Linked DNA regions of Homo sapiens: region 2 is linked to region 1. A link is an interaction called in ENCODE POLR2A ChIA-PET data of the cell type or tissue named here. Cell type or tissue: HepG2. All regions are shown on one strand.

Region 1 (2,500 bases):
CCTTCTCTGGTTTTAATTGAATATTTTATATGATTCCATTCTCCCCTCACTTAGCACATTAATTGTATTAGTCAGGATTCTCTAGAGGGACAGAACTAATAGGACAGATGTATATATGAAAGGGAGTTTATTGGGAGAATTGATTCACATGATCACAAGGTGAAGTCCCACGATCAGCCATCTGCAAGTTGAGGAGCCGGAAAGCCAGTCCAAGTCCCAAAAGCTCAAAGTAGGGAAGCCAACAGTGCAGCCTTCAGTCTGTGGCCAAAGGCCTGAGAGCCCCTGGCAGATCACTGGAGTGAAGTCCAAGAGTCTAAAAGCCGAAGAACTTGGAATTTGATGTTTGAGGGCAGGAAACATCCAGCATGGGAGAAAGATGGAGGCCAGAAGACTTAGCCAGTCTAGCCTTTCCCCCTTCTTCTGCCTGTTTTTATCCTGGCCATGCTGGCAGCTGATTAGATGGTGCCCACCCAGATTGAGGGTGGGTCTGCCTTTCCCAGTCCACTGACTCAAATGTTAATCTCCTTTGACAACACCCTCACAGACACACCCAGGAACAATACTTTGCATCTTTCAATTCAATCAAGTTGAAACTCACTATTAACCATCACATTAATTATACTTCTTTTTAACAAATCTTTAGTGACTGCCCTAGAGTTTGCAATATACATTATAACTAATCTAAGTCCATTTTCAAATAACAATACACTAATTCATGGGTAGTACACAAGTATCTTAGAAAAGAGTATCCCCAATTTCTCCCTCTCAACCCTTATAACATTGTTATTATACATTTCACTTATTCATAAGCTATAATCAACCAATATGTTGCTGCTATTATTATTTGGACAATTATTCTCAACCTGATAAAGAACATCTACAGAATCCCTACAGCTACTCACAGAACTCAGGAAAGCACTTTACTTACTATTACCGGTTTATATAAAAGATACAATTCAGGAACAGCCAAGTGGAAGAGATACCTAGGACAAGGTATGGGAGAAAGGGGCACTGAGCTTCCATGCCGTCTCTAAGTGTACCAACCTCCCAGAACTTTAATGTGTTAACCAACCCAGAAACTCTTCAAACTCTGTTGGTTGTTCAGGGGTTATTTATGGAGGTTACATCATGTAGGCATGATTGATCATTAACTCAGTCTCTAGTCCCTCTCTCCTTCCTGGAGGTTGGGGTGGAGGGGGTAGGGCCAAAAGTTCCAGGCTTTATTGATTATTGGGCTTGGTCTTTTTGGTGACCAGCCTCCATCTAAAAGCTATCCAGGGGCTCACCAAGAGTAGCCTCATTGCTGGGCGCGGTGGCTCACGCCTGTAATCCCAGCACTTTGGGAGGCCGAGGCGGGCAGATCATGAGGTCAGGAGATTGAGACCATCCTGGCTAACATGGTGAAACCCCGTCTCTACAAAAATACAAAAAAAAAAAAAAAAAATTAGCTGGGTGTGGTGGCGGGTGCCTGTAGTCCCAGCTACTTGGGAGGCTGAGGCAGGAGAATGGTGTGAACCCGGGAGGTGGAGCTTGCAGTGAGCCGAGATCGCGCAGCTGCACTTCAGCCTGGGAAAAAGAGCGAGACTCGGTCTCAAAACAAAAACAAAAACAAAAACAGTAGCCTCGTTATAACGCCTATCACCCCTATTACTCAGGAAATTGCAGGGGATTTAGGAGCTCTAGGCAGGAACCAGACCATATATTTTTCTATGAAAAAACAAAACCCTTAGCATAGCGATCATCATGATTTTAAATTCCTAGTCTGATTTGCAAATTCTCTGCCATCTCCGAGTCTTATTTCTAAGCTTGCTTTGTCTCTTCCAATTGTGCTTGGTGTTGTCTGCCTTTCAGCATGCCTTGTAATTCGTTGTTAAAAACTAGATATAACATATCAGGTCATGGGAGCTGAGATAAATGGCCCTTTAGGATAAGGTGTTAGGTTTATCTGGCTAAGAGTTAGGCTGTGTTAAATGTTTGCTGTAGTTGTAGGTGTCAGAGGCTTCAGTTTTATTTAGTGTCCTCATTTTTGTCTCCTCCATTGTCTTTGGGTTTTCCTAGAAATGCCTTCTTAAATGGAGTTGTAATCCACCGTTATTATACTACAGAGTCCTGTTGATGTGGTGGTAAGATACTGTGGAGGCAAAACATTCTACAATCTTATGATTAATTCCCAGAGTTTTCTTTAATGGGCCTGAGTCTCTGGGCTATGACCCTCCGAGAAGTTTCTTAACTTTTGCTTTTTTCCTCCAGTCATGATAGACAGGAAGGCTAGAGGGGGCTGAGTTGTCTAATTGCCCTTCTGCTAGGTCAGTTTAGGCTCCAGTAATGTAATTGCCCTGAGGACAGGTTTTTGTTACAGAACACTCTGGGCATATCTCAAAATGTTTACTTTTCCCCTCCCACCGGCCAGTCAGGAATTTTTCTGTGGTCTTTACCATGAGAACTTGGTAGAGCTTCTTGGAGTAAACCTTTAACAATTTGGGGAGCATCCCTCTAAGAC
Region 2 (2,500 bases), 200 kb after region 1:
AAGGGACTTGTATCCAGAATAGATAACGAACTCTTACAATTCAACAATTAGAAGACAAATAACCCAATTAAAAACCACAGCTGGGCACAAGGGATCACACCTGTAATCCCAGCACTTTGGGAGGCCAAGGCAGGAGGATTACTTGAGTCTAGGAGTTCAAGACCAGCCTGGGCAACAAGGAGAGACCCCCAACTCTACAAAGAAATTAAAAATAAAAATAACAGTAGCAGCCAAGCACAGTGGCTCACGCTTGTAATTTCAGCACTTTGGGAGGCCGAGGTGGGCGGATCACATGAGGCCAGGAGTTTGAGACCAGCCTGACCAACATAGTAAAACCCCGTTTCTACTAAAAATATAAAAATTAACCAGGCATGATGGTGCATGCCTGTAATCCCAGCACATTGGGAGGCCAAGGCAGGTGGATCACTTGAGGTCAGGAGTTTGAGACCAGCCTGGCCAACATGGTGACACCCCATCTCTACTAAAAATACAAAAATTACCTGGGTGTGGTGGCTCACACCTGTAGTTCCAGCTACTCGGGAGGCTGAGGCACAAGAATCACTTGAACCCAGGAGGTGGAGGTTGCTGTGAGCCAAGATTGCGCTACTGCACTCCAGCCTGGGTGACAGAGCAAAACTCCATCTCAAAAAAAAAAAAAAAAAAAGCGGGGGGGAACTGTATGGTACATATAAATTGTATCTCAATAAACCTGCGTTTTGAACAAAAGCTCTGGGGAAACTATTACACATGAAACAGAGAATTCTGTGAATTGAAATCCTTTTTTCCTTCCCAGCACCGACAGTAAATGGTTCACGGCCGACATCATGTCCATAGGGGTGAATTGTACACAGATCACAGCAACAGAGTGTGACTTCACTGCCGCCAGTCCCTCAGCAGGCTTCCCAATGGATTTCAATGTCACTCTACGCCTTCGAGCTGAGCTGGGAGCACTCCATTCTGCCTGGGTGACAATGCCTTGGTTTCAACACTATCGGAATGGTAAGAGAACTTGAGTATAGAACTTCCTTTATACTTTCCAGGTTTTCTTCACTTGCGGTATCGACTCCACACACCTCTGTCCTGCCTGTCACCCTAAATGACCAGCAGACAAATGGGTAGGACAGTCAAACCCACACTCTGACCTTGGAGGCTGATGCTAAGGGAGTGTGATTTGCTAAACCAGGGGTTGGCCAACTACAGCCTGCAGGCCAAATCGGGCCCACCACTTGTTTTTGTAAATAAAGTTTTATTGGAACACACAGTTACATCCATCTTTTATTGTGTCTATGACTGCTTTCACACTACAATGGTAGAGTAGTTGCAATAGCAGCTGTTGAGCCTGCAAAGTCTAAATTTACTGTGGCTCTTTACTGAAAAAGTTTGCCAACCTCATGCTAGAAGGGATGCTAGCATATCTCTCTGATCACCCTTACTTATTCTGGTGCAACTTCTTTTGTGTTGCAGAATAGGCACCTTGAATGGTGCCTGGCATGTAGTAGGTATTCAGTAAATATTTGTTGAATGACTGAGTGAACAAATATGTCCCCAGATATTGGAAGGAGACAGAAGAACCCTCAGATTCCAGTTCCTACATTTGTTCCTCCAGTAATTCATTTGTCACGTAGTCAGCCATGCCAGATGTTTCTTCCGTGTCTGGTTTATGCACACACAGGGCATGAAACTTACATGGATCTTGATTTAGACAAACTAATGTATAAGACAATTGAAATGTGATCACCGTCTAGATATTTGATATATAATGAACAATTTTATTGTTGACTTATTTTCAGTGTTATAATGGTGTTTTGGTTATGATTTTTAAAGGAGGAGGAGGTCTGGTTAAGATGTTAAAGTTTATGTTATGTGTATTTTACCACAATAAAAAATTGGGGGAATAAAAAGAGTTCCTGCTGGGCGCGGTGGCTCACGCCTATAATCCCAGCACTTTGGGAGGCCGAGGCAGGCAGATCACTTGAGGTCAGGAGTTCGAGACCAGCCTGGCCAACATGGTGAAACCCCATCTCTACTAAAAACACAAAAATTAGCTGGATGTGGTGGTGCATACCTGTAATCCCAGCTACTTGGGAAGCTGAGGTAGGAGAATCGCTTGAACCGGGGAGGCAGAGGTTGTGGTGAGCTGAGATTGCACCATTGCACTCCAGCCTGGGCAACAAGAGTGAAACTCCATCTCAAAAAAAAAAAAAAAAAAAAAAAAAGCAAAATAATCCAAAGAACAGGAGGGACAAGGACAAAGCTTCCAGGCATAGAAGAAACAAAATTGGCCATAAGTTGACAGTTGATTCAGTTGGGTAATTAGTACATGAGTGTTTGTTAATGATCTTCCCTCTACTTTTTTTTTTTTTTTTTTTTTGAGACGGAGTCTCTCTCTCTTGCCCAGGCTGGAGTGCAGTGGCGCAATCTTGGCTCACTGCAAGCTCCACCTCCCAGGTTCACGCCATTCTCCTGCCTCAGCCTCCCGAGTAGCTGGGACTACAGGCGC

What was found. ChIA-PET counts read pairs that join two places held together with the same protein. Peaks named below come from ENCODE experiments on the same cell type or tissue, not always from the same donor. Only the 100,000 strongest peaks of a DNase experiment are listed, where the experiment ranks them.
Region 2: POLR2A ChIA-PET joins it to region 1 with 6 read pairs; 5 of 35 experiments call an interaction of 5 or more read pairs at or near these places.

The regions. Positions count from the first base shown.
Region 1 is chr21:33,225,261-33,227,760 of GRCh38, forward strand. No RefSeq gene overlaps it. Among named protein-coding and RNA genes, the nearest start is that of IFNAR2, 3.4 kb to the right of the region's middle. In HepG2, no CTCF peak of the experiment used is centred here; DNase peaks (open chromatin) are centred at 1,141 and 2,381; H3K4me3 peaks cover 1,264 bases.
Region 2 is chr21:33,420,687-33,423,186 of GRCh38, forward strand. IFNGR2 (interferon gamma receptor 2) reads left to right here. Exons shown (of 7, transcript NM_005534.4): 3 at 794-999. Among named protein-coding and RNA genes, the nearest start is that of IFNGR2, 19 kb to the left of the region's middle. In HepG2, no CTCF peak of the experiment used is centred here; a DNase peak (open chromatin) is centred at 1,515.